Regions from separate parts of the Mus musculus genome. Here region 2 is linked to region 1. The links are chromatin loops, found by intact Hi-C in ENCODE. Cell type or tissue: gastrocnemius. All regions are shown on one strand. Links, peaks and the distances in the headings refer to the core of each region. The heading gives the core; the rest is flanking DNA. Region 1 overlaps Zmym5 (zinc finger, MYM-type 5). Region 2 overlaps Zmym2 (zinc finger, MYM-type 2).

Region 1 (10,142 bases), core at 2,392-7,391:
GAAGGAGTGGAAGTAAAGTTGAAAATGGATTTTCAAATACAGTGATCTTCAGATATTTCTTTCTCCTTTGTGTTTCAGAGATTCTCCTGTGAGAACCACAACTATTGTTCCTCCAGTGGAGTCAAGCAAGTCCTTACAAGGATTTTATAATGCATCGCTATCTCCCTATGAAAACTGCCAGAGTCTTAGGAAAGAAGTTTTTACTAAGTCAAGATGTATAATCTGTAATAAATTAGGAGAGGTCTGCTCTTCATACTGTTACTATTTAGACTCATAGAAATGTTAATTTTTAAGTGCTAGTGTAAGCTCTGCCATCTATCCAATGTCCATATCCTAAATATTCAGATTGGAAGGACTTTAAAAGTTTTACTTCTGCGTTTTGGTGAACACCTTTAATTCCAACATTTAGGAGGTAGAGGCAGGCAGATCTCTGTGAATTTGAGGCCAGCCAGCCAGTCTATACATAGTGAGTTCCAGGACAGACAATAAATACTATATACTAAAGAGATTTCCCCCCCCCCACACACACACACACACACACACACACACACAATTCTCATAGTGACTGTTTCTTTGGAATTAGTTGTAGCCGGGCATGGTGGCGCATGCTTTTAATCCCAGCACTTGGGAGGCAGAGGCAGGCAGATTTCTGAGTTCAAGGACAGCCTGGTCTACAGAGTGAGTTCCAGGACAGCCAGGGCTATACAGGGAAACTCTGTCTCGAAAAACCAAAAAAAAAAAAAAAAGAATTTGTTGTAATAATTCAGTAGTTTCAGGATAATGACATATCCTATAGGAGTATGTGGAACAAATGGTTTGATAAATTTTCAAGAGGAGTAACCATACATTCAAGCAGTCCTATGTTTTATTTACCTTGTCCCTGGTAGCTAAATCGGATGTTGTGTAGCTTTGGAAGCCATTCAGATCCCAAAGGACATAAATTTACCTGTTACAGCTTTCAAACCACATTACTGCATATTCTAAGTGTAGATAATGATTCCCTTCATCTGCCTCCCAAATACTAATATGAGAAAAGTCTAAATACTATAGGGCAATAAATTGTAAAATACTGTCTTAAGAAATTTTGTTTTCTTTTAGGTTCGCCATGAAATCAGTGTTAACAGTATAACACATAAGCTGTGCAGTAATAATTGCTTTAATGAATACAGATTGACGAATGGTCTAATAATGAACTGCTGTGAACAGTGTAGCAAGTATATGCCCAAGAGTACTGGGCACAGCATTCTGATAACAGGTCAGCAAAAGAGATTCTGCTGCCAGAATTGTGCTGACGAATATAAAGAGGTAATTCTTTGTCTTGCTTTGTAATGTATTTTATGTAATGGGTGTTTTACCTGCGTGTTTGTCTGTGCACTACATGCATCCTTAATGCTCTCAGAGTCCACAAAAGGATGTTGGATCCCTTGGAACTGTAGTTATAGACAGATGTGAGCCAGCATGTAAGTACCTAGCGATCAAGCCCAGATCCTCTGGAAGAACAGCCAGTCTCTCAGCACTCTTAACTGCTGACGTAATTTCTCCAGCCTCTAATTCTGCCTCTGTCTGTCTATCTAAAATCTCTATCCCTGTCTCTCTCTGTTTCTTTCTTTGTGTGTCTGTGTGAGTGCAATTGGTTGTGTGTGAGGGTTGGAGCACAACCTGAGATGGCTGTGCTTGCCTACTACCTTGTTTGAGACAAGATCCCTGGATGCACCGAGCTACCTGATCTTCCAGCTCCTGGTGATTCTCTTGTGTGGCTGTTCCTCATCGTGTTGCAGGAGCACTCAGATTTAGATGGATGCCACTGTACCAGGCTTTCACATTTTGATACCAGGGATGATGGTGTATGCCTTTAATCCTGGCACGAGGGTGGTCAAAGCAGGTAAATCTCTGTGAGATCAAGGCTACCTGATTCTACCTAGAAACTTAGATCAGCCAAGGCTGCAAAGCAAGACCTGTGTCATACAGATCTGACTAAATATCAATTTTTTCTTTAGCAATCTCACACATAAATATAATGCATATGTATAATATATTTTCTTTCTTTTTTTTTTTTTTTTTTTTTTTTCCTGAGACGGGGTTTCTCTGTGTAGCCCTGGCTGTCCTGGAACTCACTCTGTAGACCAGGCTGTCCTCGAACTCAGAAATCCGCCTGCCTCTGCCTCCCAAGTGCTGGGATTAAAGGCATGCACCACCACTGCCCGGTCATATATTTTCTTTTTATTATGCTCATTCCTTGCCCTTATTTCTACTTTGTCAACTTTCCTCACCCCTCCATATCCCTTCTCTATGTTCATGTTTGTTTTATTACTTACTTGTCTGTTGTTGTGATAAAATATTATGACTAAGGCAATTTATAGAAGAAAGGGTTTATTTGGGGTTCCCTATTCCAGAGTGTGAGGTGGAAGCAGCTGTAGCAGTAGGCAAGGAAATGGTAGGAATATTGAAACCTCAAAGCCTTTTTGGAGATCTCATTCAAACTGCCACACTGTCTTTTGTTTTGTAATGAACTGAGTTTAACTAGGGCTGCCTTTGTAACCATGTGTTTGGCCTAGGACACCTAATGTCATTCTAAAACTAAACATGCTCAAGAGTGCATGCATTCATATACTTATGTGCACATGTGCATGTCCCATACATAAACACATATGTAAAAATAATAGCCAGGTGTGGTGGTGCAAGCCTTTAATCCCAGCACTCGGGAGGCAGAGGCAGGTGGATTTCTGAGTTTGAGGCCAGTCTGGTCTACAGAGAGAGTTCCAGGACAGCCAGGGCTACACAGAGAAACCCTGTCTCGGGGGGTTGGGGTGTGTGTGTGTGGGGGTGTAAATAGCTGGGCATGGCAGTGTCCAGAGGCAAGCAGATCAGGCCAGCCTGATCTTACATAGTGGGATTCAGGACTGTCGGGAGTACATAGTGACACCCTGCCTTGAAAAAAGTTTTTGTTTTTATTTGTTTTAGAAACTAGGCTTTTACTAAAAGTTTCCATGACTATCTTGGAACTCACAGCTAGTCTGGAACTCACATCTGCCTGCCTCTGCCTCCCAAGAACTAGGATTAAAGATGTGTGCTACACCTCTCTGCTTTGGAGACATTTTCTTCACTGAGATTCCTTCTTCTTAGATAACTTCAGCTTGTGTTAAACTGACATGAGTCAACATGTTACAGTCCCACCAAGCCCTTAGTGATGTTCTAATTTTGCCTGAGTCACATCATGTTTTCATTTGTCACTGTCTCTCAGTTGTAGCCATCCTGATTAGGAGTGCTTCACTGCATGTGTATACGTACACCAAGTGCATGCCGTGGGATGCTTTATGTCTTTGCTGGCTAATAGCGAACCGTTGCCTGCTCTTATGTCTTTATTTCAACTTTTAAAATGCCAATGAATTATAATGTATTTCCTTACAGATAATGGAAGCAAAATCAAAACTACTGCTTTTACAAAATAGAAAAAGGAATGCTATCAGAGAAGAAAATGAAAAACGATTACGTGAATCATCAGGTACACTTTCAGGAAACACAGGAGACATACCCGAAAAAAAGGAAAAGTCTTCAGAGATAATAAAAGTCGCAGCAGACTGTAGCCTAGATACATCATCAGAGGAACAAAATGTGAATTTACCTTGTTCTGTGGCAGTAATATCTGATACATTTAAAGAGCAACTAGGAGACAAAAATTCAGAGGAATTGGATATGTCCATTTTACCTTCTTTGGATCCAGGTTCATGGCCCCGAATTTTGAATATGAAACAACGTGAATTTCTTGTCAAAAACAATCCACCTCAAATAAGAAATTTTAATTTTCCAAAAGATAGTGCAGGCAAGAAGTTTTCAGAAACGTATTATACCCGAATTCTTCCAAATGGTGAAAAGGGCACCAGACCCTGGCTGCTCTACTCAGCCTCGAAAGACTCTGTGTTTTGCCTGTATTGCAGACTCTTTGGGGAAGGAAAAAACCAACTGAGAAATGAGAATGGGTGCAAAGATTGGCATCATTTGTCACATCTTCTTAGTAAACATGACGAAAGTGAAATGCACATCAACAATAGTGTTAAGTATTCAAAATTAAAGTCTGACTTGGAAAATAAAACCAATGAAGCTACAGAAGGTGGGGAAGATTGTGTGCAGCTACTGTACACATAATGTCCTGTCTGCTCTACTTATGGCAGTGTCTGCAGTACCCAGACATACACTGTGTAAGAGGACCTTACAGGAGCTCATTAGCAATATGTCTAACAGCAAACAAATAGTAAAAAATGCTCCTGTTCTAAACCTAAAAGCAATTTTCGAGAGTGTAGTCATTCTTGCAGACTTTAGCAAAGGCAGTTTGAGCTTTGTCACTGTTAGGGTTTCCACCTTGTAAAATGTTGTTGGAGAACTTGCACTTAATGGCCTAAGAGCAAGAGGTGGCAAGATGCATATGTAACAAGCTAAAGAAAATGCATTCAGGCCACATGGTGGCGGTGTGCACCTTTAATCTCAGCACTCAGACACAGAGAGTTGGATATCTGTGAGCTCTAGGCCAGCCTGGTCTGCAGAGCAAGTTCCAGGAGAGCCAAGGTATACACAAACCCTGTCTTGAAAAACCAAAAAGAAGGAAAAAAAGAAGAAAGTGCATTCAAACAGCTTAAGAAGCAACAGCTGTTTGTTATTAAACCAAATTGAGTTTTATTTCTTTAAAACATTTTTTGTGCAAAACAGTTATTTGTTGTGGTAAATAGAAGTAATTTGTGTTTTATTGATTTTATATTTCTGTTTCCAACTTAATGTGTAAATGTTTTAGTTTTGTTATGAGAATTATAAAGAATATATAGTTATTAGTATAAATATAAGAATTAAAATGTGGTATGTATATGTGTGTATACATATATATATGTATGTATATATAGTTAACTTTTCAGTGTTGTTAATTTTTCTTGTGAAAGTATACTCTATGTGTGAAATTTGAGAAAGTATGAATCTAAAAAAAAATTTCTTCAGACTTGATTTATTTTTGTTTTCTTGTGTAAAAGCCCTTACTTATATGAAACTGAGAATGATGGCACTCAGGAGGCAGGGGCAGGTGGATCTCTGAATTCAAAGCCAGCCTGGTGTGCAGAGCAAGTTTCAGGACAACTGGGGCTACATATCTCAAAAAACAAAGAAAAAACTTGTGGTAGCTACAACTGGAGCTTGGGTCTTCTGGATGAAGATTCTCTTGTGGGTTTTCACAAGTTTGTCACTGAATTCCTGAAAAGGAGACTTAGTGATGACAGTCTCTTTCCAGAGGCTAGGGGCCAAGTAGCTGTAGGTGTTAGGGTGGCCTCAACACAATTGCCAAGGGTGGCAGGGCAACCCCTGACTGATGGTAACAGTAATCAGTACTGGCTGGCCACCAGCAATAGCTTCTTGGGCACAGGAGCAGGCACAATACAAGTGTCCGTGGAGACAGGGAAGAGATGTACCAACACAGAGGCACAGTCACCTGTTACCTTGCATAGAACTGTGGCGCTTGTCAGTCTTGTTTCTCCAGTAGCCTCTCCACACTGGGAGAGTGGAAAGCTTGGCCGAGATGATGGTGGCCTTTTGGATGGCAGTGGCTACCTCCTTAGAGCACCTAACACCAAGACCAATGTGACCATTGTAGTCCCCAAAAGCCTTTACCTGGACCGATGCTCAGCCCTCGTCTGCTCTCTGCACTGGCATGGTCTTTAGAGCCTCATCCTTAAGTAAAAAGTCAACTTCAGACTTCCTAATGGGCAGGGAGAACAAACAGGCAGGTCTCTTCCAGGGACTTGGTCTTCATGTCCTTGACCAGGTAGTCCAGCTTGTTCCTGTCCTACCTCTAAGAGCACCACGGCCATGACCACTACTACAGCTCCCTGGGCCTCCAAGCACTCGAGCTATACCAGCTTCATTGGTCATTTGACGTTTTCCTAAAGAAGAAGCAAATTTTCTGATGGCCATCTATGGTCCTGATCATGCATTTGATAGTTTTTTGGGTTTGTTTGTTTGTTTGTTTTTGTTTCTGATTTCTGATGTTAATTTTATCATCTGTTAAATTCTTAGGGATACGTGAGCTTTGTTTTCCTCTTTAGGGCTTTTCTTGCAAAACAGTGTCATTAACAATGGCCTAAGAAGATGCTTCCTTCTGCATGGAGAACAATTGAGGCTCAGTCATGTTGCTCTGTGACAGTATTTTCTAAAATACCCACTAAAACCATTGTAGGTAAATTATACCTTTCCAGGCAGAGGATGTAGTTTGGTTAGTAGAATGCTTGCCTAGCACACAATAAACTGGGTTTGATCTGCATTGGCCATGTGGCAGCAGGCCTATCACCATAGCACTCTAGTGGTAGACACAAACAGCAAGTGTGAAGCCACCCTTGGGTTTATGAATCCCTGTCTCCAAAAGAAAGTTGCTTTTAATCATTTGGGCTTGGATCTAAGTGAGTCATGGTGGCTGTCAACTGTAATCTCAGCACTAGGGAAGGTAACGAGGTGGGGGATGGGGGCGGGGAGGATTGTTCATAATTCACGGCTAAGCCTGGGATACATAATGAGTTCTAGGCCAGCCTGAGCTATAATGTGCTATTCTCATAAAGAGAGAAACTGGCTGATTTTAATGTAAATACAGCTTTGTGATGGCTTCAAAATATCACTACACTCAGAGGTCTACAAGGCTACTTTAGAAAATATAACACTTTAAAGTTTTATGTGTAGGAGTGTTTTGCCTGTATGTATGTTAAATGTACCATGTGTGTACCTGGTGCCTGCAGAGGCTAGAAGAGGGAGGTACACCTGGAACTGAAGTTATAGATGTTTGTTAGCTACTGTTTGAGTGCTAGGAACCAAGCCCAGATTCTAAGGGTCTTAAAGGTTCTCCTTGCTGTCTTGATTTGGTGGTGTGCTGAGAACATCGGTGTGGAAATAGCATCATTCTGCTGTTGGAGTGATCCTCTCCACTATCCACATACTTATTGTTGAAATTCTTCTCAGGACAGGGTTGCTCTGTGACTTGAATACAAAAGTATATAGCTTGCCGGGCCTTGTGGCGCACGCCTTTAATCCCAGCACTCAAGAGGCAGAGGCAGGTGGATTTCTGAGTTCGAGCCCAGCCTGGTCTACAGAGTGAGTTCCAGGACAGCCAGGGCTACACAGAGAAACCCTGTCTCGAAAAAAGAAAAAGTATATAGCTTGATATACTCGGTTTCTGACTGGCATTCAGACAAAGGTGGTAGAAAATCTGATCCAATTGTGGTGTTCTGTCTCCTGGGAATCAGTATTGTGTATACCACTTTCAACTGGAAATAAAAATTGGGTCCAAGTCCTTTTATTGCTGATATTCTTTGGTGAAAATGAGATTTATTAATTTTGTTTCTCCCTGCTTCCCCCCTACACACACACACACACATACACAAACCATACCCTACTCCTGGAATTTGCAATATGGGAGGGAAAAAATATTGACACCATGTATTTAATTATAAAACTTTTTTTTTTTTTTTTAATATGAGGCCTCACTGTGTAGCCCTGACTGGTCTAGAACTTAATACGAAGATCAGACTGGCCTCAATCTCACAAAGAGCTCCCTGCCTCTTCTTCATAGGAATATTGGAATTAAAGGCTTGTGCTGCTATACTGCTACACCTTTATTTTATTTTTTTAAAGATCTTATTTATTTAATGTATGTGAGTACACTGTAGCTGTACTCAGACACCAGAAGAGGGCATCAGATCCCATTACAGATGGTTGTGAGCCACCATGTACTTGCTGGGAATTGAACTCACGACCTCCGGAAGAGTAGTCAGTGTTTTTTAACCGCTGAGCCACCTCTCCAGCCCATGCTACTCCTTTAAAAACATTTATTTTTTTTAACATTTATTAATTATATGTAAGTACACGGTAGCTGTTTTCAGACACATCAGAATTGGACATCAGATTTCATTACAGATGGTTGTGAGCCACCATGTGGTTGCTGGGATTTGGACTCAGGACCCTTGGAAGAGCAGTCAGTCCTCTTAACTGCTGAGACATCTCTACAGCCCCCTAAAAACATTTTTTAAAGTATGTGTTCCACATGCTTGCAGATGCCCTTGGAGGCCAGAAGATGTCATCAACCTGGAAGTGGAGTGTCTGGAGATGCCCAGTATGTATGGGTCATGTAAATAGAGCCTAAGTTCTCTACAAGGTTAGCAAATGCCCTCAACCACTCTATCCACCCCCACAAAAAACAAACCACAAATGTTTGTTTGTTTGTTTGTTTGTTTGTTTTTGAGACAGGGTTTCTCTGTAGCCTTGGCTGTCTTGGAAATATGTATTTAAGGCATGTGGGATTGTGTTACCAGACAAACATAGTACTGACAAGGTTTTGTGAGCTCAATCTCAAAGATCTGAGACCAGTAGGAGTGGAGCCACTCCCTATCTGCCACTGTACCTGCTCTGGGACATGTAAACCATGACACCACTGAGAGGACCACAGTCAGTCACATAAAGTAGCACCTAGAGTTCTCCATGCTCATGAGGTATCGAGCAAGCCTTCAGCCAGTGAGCTTCCTTTCCTGGGTATTCCACCACAAAAGATATATAATCCCTGGTTCACTCCAAATAACGTGTATGCATTTATATCTACCATCAAATAAACCAATGTGAACAAGCAAGAACCATCTCAGAGAACTGCTTCATTAAGGATCACAGCAGGTCCAGGCAGTGGTAGTGCACGCCTTTAAGCCCAGCAGAGGCAGCCAGATTTCTGAGTTTGAGACTAGCCTAGTCTACAGAGTGAGTTCCAGGTCAGCCAGGGCTACACAGAGAAACCCTGTCTCAAAAAAACAAAAAAAGAAAGGAACAAACAACAACAAAAAACCAAGCAAATGAAATAAAACCCACTTCTGATGTTCCTTGAACAAAAGGTTGGCTAGTCTCACCTAATCACTGTTCTCTAGACCCCAATCTGCCAGCCAGCCAGACTGTCTGTCTGTCTGTCTGGAGCTGGAGGTACAGGTAGTTGTGAGCTTCTGGTTGTGGATGCTGGAAACTGAATTTGGTTTTCCTGCAAGAATAGGGTCAGAGGCTGGAGAGATGGCTCAACGGGTAAGAGCACTGACTGCTTTTCCAGAGGTCTGAGTTCAATTCCCAGCAACTACATGGTAGCTCACAACCATCTGTAATGAGATCTGATGCCCTCTTCAGGTCTGTCTGAAGACAGCTACAGTGGAAAGAAAGAAAGAAAGAAAGAAAGAAAGAAAGAAAGAAAGAAAGAAAGAAAGAAAGAAAGAAAGAAAGAAAGAGAGAGAAAGAGAGAGAAAGAGAGAAAGGGAAAGGGAGAAAGGGAGAAAGGGAGAAAAGAAAGAAAGAGAAAGAAAGAGAGAGAAAGAGAGAAAGAGAAAGAAAGGGAGAAAGAGAAAGAAAGAAAGGGAGAAAGAAAGAAAGAAAGAGAGAAAGGGAAAGGGAGAAAGGGAGAAAAGAAAGAAAGAGAAAGAGAGAAAGAGAAAGAAAGAAAGGGAGAAAGAGAGAAAGGGAAAGGGAGAAAGAAAGGGAGAAAGAAAGAAAGAAAGAAAGGAAGGAAGAAAGGAAGGAAAAAGAAAAGAATAGGGAGGTGAGAGGAAAACTTGAAGTCAGTTTTACCAGGAATTACAGTTCATTGACCTCTATAAAGACAAGAGCCTGTTGACAGTTGGACAGGAAAATCAACTGAATACATGCACCAATGCAATCCTTTCTTTCTGGGAGCAGTACAAGAAGTACCACAATGCTTGAGTCAGCTTCTCAGAGTTCTCTAAGAAGTGCTTAGAGAGGTAGGACCCTCATGTCTGTATAAGAAAAGGAAAAGTCACGCGTGCAGTGGTGCAAGCCTTTCATCCCAGCATTTGAGGCAGAGGCAGGTGGATCACTGTGAGTTCGAGGCCAGCCTGGTCTAGAAAGCAAGTTCCAGGAAATCCACAGCTACATAGAGAAACCCTGTCTCAAAACAACAAATAACAGGACCAAGATTTTCCCAGACTGAAAAATGCAGACCACCAAGGCACTGGTCATTTCTCCAGTTCTGATCAGCTCCTGTACCAATCAGGTCTGTGTCTGCCTCCCTCCTGAGTGCACCAGAGGCCCCATCTAAACAGCCTGCCTGCAGCAGTTCCCTCTCCAGGTGGCCAGACAGGAATTCC
Region 2 (10,142 bases), core at 3,178-8,177, 170 kb before region 1:
TTACAAATTTATCTCTACTTCTCCCTCAACAAAAAAAAAGCCTAAATATTTTACTAAAAATACCAATCTATTACATTTATCACCAATCCCTTATTAATAATACTTAAAAATTCTGAAAAAACTTTTTCCCCCAAGTCTGTGACAGAGATGGACTTACACTGTGTACACATAGCTTATGCCAGTCACATTCTTGGTTCTTTTTTTTTATTATTTTCTTTATATACATTTCAAATGCTATTCCAAAAGTTCCCTATACCCTCCCCCCACCCTGCTCCCTTACCTACCCACTCCCGCTTCTTGGCCCTGGCATTCCCCTGTACTGGGACATACAAAGTTTGCAATACCAAGGGGCCTCTCTTCCCAGCGATGGCCGACTAGGCCATCTGCTACATATGCAGCTAGAGACATGAGCTCTGGGGGTACTGGTTAGTTCATATTGTTGTTCCACCTATAGGGTTGCAGACCCCTTCAGCTCCTTGGGTGCTCTGTCTAGTTTCTCCATTGGGGGCCCTGTGTTCCATCTTATAGATGACTGTGAGCATCCACCTCTGTGTTTGCCAGGCACTGGCATAGCCTCATACGAGACAGCTATACCAGGGTCCCTAATAACAAGGTGGTGCCCCAACCCCATTAACATCAATCTACAGCACATAATTCACCCGTAAAGAGCCTATATTACAAGATTCCCAAGGACTTTAAATATAGTATGAATACCACAAACACAAATAGATACCATGCTGTGCTCTACTGCCACCTTCTGACAGCAACTTAGAACTACAAAATTGTGCATTTGAGAGAGGCAAACCCTGTTTGAAGTAGTTCTGATAGATGAGACACTACCTCAAATGAGCAACAACAAACTATTAACATGTGATCAGTGTCTGAATGTTTTATATTGTATAGAGCTAAGAACTCACTATGACTTAGTGAGCTGAGTTTATTCCAAAAGCAATTGCTGTGGAAATCCCTCTACCAGTGTAGAATAACCTGCAACATGTTGCACATTGTGTGTTCCACTTACTGTACAGAACTTAGAAACTGGATTGCTTTTGATTCACTGTAGCCAAGGTCCTTGTAGACATGGCTAACGCCTGGTAAATATTACAGGTCTGTGGTTGGGAGCTACTTCATACTCATACACTGGGTTGGGCTGAAAGCTATAGACCAGGGCTGATACCATCACTGTCCAGAACTACTCTGACCATTTCTACTGGAGCACCTGCAGTCACAGGACAATCTACACCACATTCACAGGCAGTGATGGTCTCTTAAACAAATGTAGAGCACAGCAGCAGCCTTTGGGAGTACTTCTATCTTGTTCACAGCCTTCTGAAGATGGAGAGTGCATCCATTATGTAGGTGTATCTTGTTTAGAAGTACTTTGACACACTTTTCTACGTACCCTGGAGAGCAGCAGTTCTGTAGTACACACACATACAAAAAAACCGTGTAAAAAGCTGGGCCTAGTGGCGCACTGCTTTGATCCTACTACTCAGGAGGCAGAGGCAGGCCAGCAGCCTGATCTATAGTGCAAGTTCCAAGACAGCCAGGGTCACACGAAGAAACCCTGTCTTGATAAATCAAGAGAAAAAAGGGAAGTGTGTAGTAAACAGTTGTGTGTTAATATCACTGTGCAGTTTTGAGTTGGACTTTAAAAACTGATATGGTTTCTGTACTAAAGCTGTTTTAGACCTTCCCCATCTCCAAGAAAACATACTAAGTGAATCACAAGGATCGACTGTCAGTCTGTGAGGTGCATTGTAACCAAGCTCAATTTGCTACTCGAGAATCAGAAACGCAAGCAGTACTGGGCTTTAGAAACCTCAAGCCCTGCCATTCTTACTGTCACTGTGCTTCGAGAGAGAGAGAACATGGTCAGTTTGGAGCTCAGCTGTGATACCATGGCCTGTGGCTCTCCAGTCCCACACGAGCTGAGATGTTTGGCAACACACGATCAATCTGGAGTCTGTAACGATTCCGACACTCAAAGTGTTTGTGTGTTGTCATGACGGCCCTTCAACAGTTTTGGATTTTTAAGACCATCGCAGATCTCAGATTTTCAAACTAGGAATGTTCAGTTAGTCACTTCTGTCCACAAGTTAAATCTTAAACTTGTATTTTGGTCTAAATCCATCAGCTTGTGATTCGGTAATGAGGCTGTCCCCTGCCTTTTATTATAGGACATTTTCCTACCCAATTCATCTCACCATGCGGTAAGCACAGTGGTTTATGATTATCCATCTTCCAGATGAAGATGCAGAGTAGCTGTTTCTACTCCCAGCCCCTTAACAAGACATTGACCTGTTGTAGATAGAAGCTTCCAAACTGGTGACACTCTGCAATTGGTGTAATCCCAAGGACACAGCAGAAAAGAATTAGTAAACTTGAGCAAACTTCAGTCTAAACATACATAATGGCTTGTCAGGGGTAAAACTGATAATTCTGCAATTAAGTTAGTGAAATTTGTTCTTTAAAATGCTTTCACCCAGACACGAAAGTCATGTCTTTTTGTTTTTTTGAGAGAAACTAAAGAAACTTACAATTAATGGTAGCTTAGAACAAAAGCAGAGCCGTGTAATGATACCCCCCTTGAAAATAGCTGGCCAGATAAAAACATTAATGTTTAGTAATTTATGACTGTATTTAGGATATTTAAGACATTTAGGACCACAGACTGAGTGGCACCTATGGTAGGGAAATGCAAACTCAAACTTGCCATTTTCTGTCCTCTCCAGCGGGACTGTCCTCTCTGCTCCATATAATGAGTCACCCCGGTTTGCAAACCACAATTGGCCAAGACAAAGGGAAGCCAGAAAAAGCAGTGTAAATTAGAAAGCATAGGACAATATGCACCCTTCTCCTATTTCAGTATGAACACTCCAATAACCACTCCATTTCATGAAAGAAAAACATGAGTTACAATTTGAGTAAAAAGTACTTTTATGGGGAAAAAAAAAGACTGAGCGTCTTGCCTAGAAAAATCCTTTAATATCTCATGTTACCTAATACAGTAAAAGCCTTTTGAAATGCGTTAAGGATTCAGTTTGCATGGGAAATCCACCTGCCTCAGAATAGCTAGTCATCTTTTTCATTGAACGATTTTAAGTGGCAAAATCGTTCAGAACAGAAAAATATAGTATCTTCAATAGACATCTCAAGACAATAAAGTTATATTTACAGGATGCTGTCTATAATCAGAAGTCACCAAGAAATAAAAATAAACTATCATTTCAATGTCCTTTCTCTCAGCAGTTAGTTATGGCCACACACTAAAGACAGCCAAGAATCAAGGAAATGTGTTCCAGGTGAAATAAATTTCCCAGAACAATTCTCATAAAATAGTTTGTTTTTCTTTCCCCCTGAGAATCAAGTAGATCAATCATTGGATTGCATGAGACAAAGGCAAGCTCTAGATCCTCTATCATGTACGATCAAACTTCTGTAGGCATTTCTGCTTAGAAAAGCTAAAATGTACAAACAATAAAAACTAAATAGCAAGACACGGTGCTTAGTAGTACCACGGCAGAAATTTATGGTATTGGTAAAATATACATGTGACATTTGTGGGTAAATTTATTGCTTTTTTTTGATGGGCTATAGCACCACTCTGAAGAATAGAAGATGGTTAGGATTAACCAGTCTTTAATCACAATATGCATTTCTAGTAAAAGTGCTTCAGAAGGCGCGCTGAAAAGCCAAGAAACATCTGCATTCTGTTGTTAAGTGTTTCCAGCTTCACTTAACAGGCGAGGGGCAGGTCTGTCTTAGTAAAGTATGGAGCTGCCACTATCAGTCTGATGATTCAAATAGAAAACCAAGGGACTGAAGTTATTCAAACTTATAAAAATTTAGAACACTATAAATTTTCATGCCAAAAACATTTCAGATAGTTATTGCTTAAACGAGCAGTAGCTATACCTGTGAAATTTTCAAAATCATGATTGAGAAAATTTCTTTACTTGCTAAAATTTATGCTAAAGAAGAGAGAAATTGATAAGGGCTATATACTGTCTAGTCACTATGGAAAACAATTTCCCTCAGAACTATTTTGAAAACTAGTATCACCATGGTGATTTCAGGATTCAGAAATAAGAAGGAAACATCACACATGCTATATACAAAGTCAGCTAAATAACTGATAATTTTCAGATACCACTTTACTCAGTCTTTAGAAAGTATAATTTGAAGTAGATTTCCTTAATCTAAAAGTTATGAACAGATAAACTGCTATGCAGAAGCACAAAAGTATTTTAAATGTAATCTTCTATAAGAAGTAATTAAATTTCAAAGCCAAACAACCTAGTAGCAAGCAAGATTTCCTCTGACACTGGCACTGGCACCATCCACCAGCTTCTGTTTCTTCAGTCTCCTGGACTAGTCAGCATTCTCCATTGGTAATAGCCATAGAACAATGTGACACTGTCTCCCTTCAAGTAGCCTGACTTTCTAAAATGAATATTTCAAGAGTGGCATTTCTAAAAATAATTCTGCCCCACATATGCATGTCACTTCTGGAAGCAGCACAAGACCTCCAGCGAGAGTGGTGACACTCGAGAGTGCTATGCAAGCTGTAATACACCTGGCAGGTGAGGGCCTCAGATGCTGATGGCTGCCGTGGGAAAGAAAAACAAGAGTCTTACACTGTCGCCGGACATTTTACAAAGAAAAATGTCTTAATCTTGTTTTCAAGTTATAGTCACTCTCTCTCTCTCACTCTCTCTCTCTACTTACACATATATACATACTTTTTTTCCTTAAATTGATGGGGTGATGCAGAAAGTCACAAGTGAGAAAAGGACACTAAGTTTTAATAAGGGGAACATAAAGTTGTTTTCACCAGCATAAGTTCACATTACAGAACACCAGTATCAACAGCATTCTCTTGTCTATTTTTGGTACAGAAGATGGTATCTCTCTACATAACCTGCTAAGGCTTCAGTAACTAAAACATAAAACAAACAAACAAAAAACCCAGCCTATTAGTTTACAGTTTATTTTAAAAATTCTGAAAGACACCGCAAGTTCTAAACTTGAGTAGTGCTACCCATACACAACCATCTGGTCAGGAACGCATAAAGCCCGCCCTCTGCAGGGAGCTTTGCAACAGCAGAGCAGTGCAACAAGAAAAACTTATACATGGCACATTCTCTTCTTATTTGTAATGTAAAAAGTTACAAACATACCTAATCAAATAAATAATAATAAAAAAGAATTTGATGTATTTGTTAAGTATCCTAAAACCACTACATAGAATAATGGCAACTTTCACACACAGATTATTTACATGGTAATACCCAGTGTGGGTACATTGCTACAAAACTCAGAACAGAAGGAGTAAACTTAAAATGTTTTCCTGTAAAGATCTAGCAGCATGACTATCTAATGCTGTGTTATCCCATTGCTTCTGAAATGGTCCTTTTTAGTCTGTGTCTTCATCCAGTTCATAATTGTCTTTATCATAAATATCTTTTACTAGAAGAACCCGTACAAGCATATTTTCCAAGGTGTTCCGGTCCAGGGAAGTAGATGTGTACCAGACAGGGCTATCTGTAGAACTAGAACATTCTGGTTGTAAATAAAAAACATCCATTCTCTGATTAAGGTTCTGTGGACTTTGGAGGAAAAAGAAAAAGAAAAAAGGTCAATTTCACAAAACATAACAAAATTCCCAGCAAATTTACTTCTTTTAAGAATAACTCAGCCCTAAACAATAGATGTACTCAGAGCCTCTGCTTCATTAACTGCAATAATATATCAGTAAGCTGCTCTCTTAAGTTTTTATGACAAAGGATTAGTTCCCAAATATAATTGAAATTCTTATTTCATAAATCCAAGACTCCATTAATATATATACTATCATTTTAGTCATTATTGTAATTGTGCCAATTACAATCTCAATCACATTAAGTGTGTATGTCCATTCAGGAAAAAGGAAATGTGAAAAATGTGACCTAAAATGATGAAAATATATAACACAAAAAAAGTCTTACTGCACTAGAAAAAACATCAAATTCCAAAAAAGGAATTCACACACACCTGGCAAATTGTTACCGGCACTGGAAATCCACAAAACTAAACTGATGGTCCAGAATAGAGCTGAAGAAAGCTACCTTTATGCCACAGTTAGATACATAGTCATGTTAGAGGTGACATTCATGTTTTTACTAGTTCATGAGAACCACCCTGAAAATCACACTATGATTTGGAAAGTTGTTTACAATGTACAACACAACATACTTTCTCTTTCTGAAAGTGAGAGTGCTTATTTAAAACAACACTCACAATACTCAAAACGAGACAGTCCTTGGGCCCTCAGCTCTTTAGTAGTTCCCAGTGTGTGCTGCTTTTAGACAGGGGAAGATGACAGTCATACAACTGGAAATGTCTTCAAAGACTGTTTCCATTCACATCTAAGTATTTTATTTTCACCTCAACTCCTTCGACCTACTTTTAAACACATCTATCTTTGCACTAGAAGCTAGCAAACTGTTTGTGTAAAGTCATGTGCCATGAACTACCTATTTACAGTATGGGCCTCTTTCTAGTTTAGTAGGACAACTAAAGAGATAAAGCAGAGACTAAACACCCCAGAAGCATAACATAGTTACCTCTACAAAAGTTTCTATCTCCGCTTGGCAATCAACAGACCTGCTTAATTTTCTAATGTAAGGGGGACAGGACAGCAGGAGTGGTATTTTTTAGTAAAGAGTGATTCCTTAATATGGACTAGAACCCTAAAGTGCATGTGCTAGGTATTTCACAAGGGGACTCTAAAGTTAGAGCTAAATACAACTTTGGAACAAAAGACTCCATGAAAGCACGGAGAAAAAAAATTTTTAAGTTAATTAAATACTTTCATTTCTTAATAGTGTTAAAGTCAACCAACTTATACAAACATCTTTTAAAAGTACCAGGCAAAGGATGTAGCTAGTAGTAGAGCACTTATACCTAGTAGGCAGGCGACCCCAAGTTAAACTCCCCAGTACTATATAATTTTAGTCAAATATCATTAATGTTCATTCACCTTTTAGACAAGTAGCATTCAAACATTTTCACAGGACATCTAGAAGGGTTGGCTGTGTTTTCAACTTGTTCAAATACTGGCTCATCATCTTCATGTTTTCGTTTTCCAGTAGCAATTTTATCTTTAACAACAACAACAAAAGTAAGGCTCCTACACCAATCTTTTTCCTTTCCTGTGAGTTTGTGTATCTGTATGACATGTGTGTGAATAAGTGCCACCTCTCCAAGGCAGGAGAGGTCTCTACTACTGCACTGGATACTCCAGGATAGCTGGCCTAGGAGCTTCCTCGTGATTCTGTCTCTCCTCTCCTCACTCTACTGCATTTGGTATTTTATGTGGGCTCCAAGAACTCCAATTCAGGTGGTCAGACTTGCACAGCAAATGGTTTTACCCAATGAGTTATCCCACAACCCCCTAAAACTAATTCCTAGGGAAGGCATTTACCCTTAGTACCTGTTTTAGCAACATAGGATTAGGTGCCCTTCAGGATTTTCTGTGTGGCAGCTTTTAGTAATGTACTATTTTTCCAAGAAAAGGATCCTAGAGGCTCAGCTTAAAAACAGGTATAGTGAGTGGTTCATGCCAGTCTTCTCAGAATAGGGAGGATCACAGATCCAAGGTCCTTCTTTGCTATACGGCTTAAGGCCAGTTTGGACTAGATATCTTATCTCAAAACAAACTACAACAATAAGACATTTAAAGGCAGCAAATGGATCTCTAGGAGTGTGAGGTAATCCTGGTCTACACAGGAGTTCCAGACTAGCCAACACAGCATAGTAAGACCTCATCTCAAAAAGAAACAAAACCAAAACAACAACAAAGCCGGACATACAGACATACACTGTTTGTTGTGTTTATTAAAGTAACTGTCTTTAGTCTCTTAATGAATGGCAAAGGTGGACTTCAGTAAGGCAAGTTGAACATTCCCACCACAGACAATCTCCAAATAAAAATGCTATACTATCAGGGCCAGTGATGGCTCAGAGTTTAAGAGCACTTACTGCTCTTGCAGAAGTCCTAGGTTGAGTTCCCTGCATCTACACGGTGACTCACAATCATTCATACCCCAGTTCCAAGGGGTCTGACACCTTCTTATGACACCAGCAAACACTGAAATGTATGATGCACATATATTCATGCTGGAAAAATACATTCATGCATATAGAGATAAGTCTTGTTTTTATAGAAAGTTACACTACCTTCATTGTCTGTTCCACATAAGGAAGACACCTGATAGCGAAGACATGCTTTATTTTCCATTGTTAAAGGATTTTTTTTCCAATGCCTAAACACAGTGCCAAAGGAAAGTCTTAAGTGTTGTTCCACTGTTTTCAGGCCAAAATACTTAGTGTTAAAGTAGAATAGGGTATTCAAAAGTGCTACTGGAGAGTGGGATCCTAGTTGTTTTATCCTCCAGAGATAGTCTTCTTCAACTCGAGAGAAAATTGACCCTTAAATAGAAAAAACTACTTTAAAAGATTTGTAAATACCACAGTTTTGACTATCTAGAAATAAAGTGAGTTTAAAACAGCCCTAAGTCAATCTACTACTCACATTAGATCACTGTGAATGAACCCCTAATTACATATTAGCTCCTTTAACAACACATACGTTGAGAAACAGAGCATGAAATCACCACCCCCAGAATAAGGTACAGGATGCTTATTTCTGTCCCTCAGTAAGAAAATGACATCATGATCAGAAAATAATTTTAAATCTGTACAATTCTTAAAAAAAACACATGATTCCCATAAACAAATATTATTTTATTAACATAAGAATCTACATTGTAGGTCTTAAGACAATCTAGCTTTGTACTACAAAGAAAGTAGGCCACAGGTTTTACTAAGTTCTTCACAAACATCAGTTACTATTTATCTGCATATGAGCTCACGTTCACAAGCTCTTCCATCGTAACTTAAATTACTTCCTAAATATACTTAACATACTTTCTGTAAAAATAACAATTCCATTATCAACTATCAACACATATTTAAAATAGCATTACCATCTGGAAGTATGCTTGGTTGCCAACTTCGGAGTATTTTATTCAGTTCTTGCTCAAACATCTGGTATCCTGGATCAATAAATATGTTGTCCTTTCGATTACTACCACATAAGTACTACAAAAAAAATTATTGAAGGAAAACCAGCTAATTATAAACAGTGAATGTATCACACTTTGCATTTCTTAAGAAAAAAAAAAGAGCTTTATGTTTAGGAAAAGCAAGAATTCTAATAAAACATAAGAGATTACTGCACTTGGGTATGTGTGTACAAGTTAAAAAAATCATAAATTCCCAATTAACCTGTTACTTAAAACATGCAAAGCTGGAAAGTATAACATAGAATCCTGAATGTAAAAACTGGGTAAGAAACATCAGTTTGGAACCAGTGAGATAGCTCTGCAGGTAAAGCATCTGCCATGCAACAGCCTGACAACCCAAGGTAGTTTTTTCCGAACCCACTCTACAAGGCTGTCCTGACTGCCATCTGTGCAGGGTGGTACACACAGACCTTCATCAAACACACACATAACACACTCTCTCTCTTATCAGTCTGTCAAGTAATATATAGAATGATATGTTTATATCATACACGGAGAAAAGATATATATTTTAAAGATTAATGATTAAAGGAAAACAATAAAGAGCTGTCTGCCTATGTTCTTCCCTTCCTCTGCCAAAAAACCTGTGTGTAAGCATATACACAGTGTGCTTTTGAAAATGCTGAGAACCTAAACAGGGATGCAACACAAGGGAGAGTACATATCTAGTATACTCAAGGGCCTGGGCTTTTATTTCTAGTACAGCAGAAACCAAAACAGAAACAATCCTTATACTTTAAAATTAAACAATTTATAAACAAATCCAGGCCCTTTCTGGTATGACTTCACACCTGATATTCCAGCCATGTTAAATAAACATGGTTCCTGGGAAACCATGCCCTGACTCTGTCTTCTAAGGATGTCATTCAACTCTCATTCCTTCGATCTAGGAAATTTTCTACCTGTGTTTCAAAAAATTTAAGTCTTTCTTATTATTACTCATTTGTGTGTGTGTGTGTGTGTGTGTGTGTATGTGTGTGTGTGTGTGTGTGTGTGAGTGGGGTGGGGGAG

Evidence for each region. Peaks named below come from ENCODE experiments on the same cell type or tissue, not always from the same donor. Only the 100,000 strongest peaks of a DNase experiment are listed, where the experiment ranks them.
Region 2: it touches region 1 in a loop (2.1-fold over the local background); 6 of 42 quality-filtered maps call a loop at or near these places.

Annotation. Positions count from the first base shown.
Region 1 is chr14:56,787,767-56,797,908 of GRCm38, reverse strand. Zmym5 (zinc finger, MYM-type 5) reads left to right here. Exons shown (of 8, transcript NM_001253753.1): 6 at 79-241; 7 at 1,099-1,305; 8 at 3,409-7,324. The coding sequence ends at 4,143. It also overlaps the pseudogene Gm4479 and the pseudogene Gm4037. Among named protein-coding and RNA genes, the nearest start is that of Pspc1, 15 kb to the right of the region's middle. In gastrocnemius, for the core only: a CTCF peak has its summit at 4,444 (motif pointing right); a DNase peak (open chromatin) is centred at 4,464.
Region 2 is chr14:56,955,185-56,965,326 of GRCm38, reverse strand. It overlaps Zmym2 (zinc finger, MYM-type 2), which reads right to left. Exons shown (of 25, transcript NM_029498.4): 22 at 9,033-9,147; 23 at 8,224-8,475; 24 at 7,025-7,145; 25 at 2,969-5,612. The coding sequence ends at 5,420. Among named protein-coding and RNA genes, the nearest start is that of Gm36789, 41 kb to the left of the region's middle. In gastrocnemius, for the core only: a CTCF peak has its summit at 5,096 (motif pointing left); no DNase peak of the experiment used is centred there.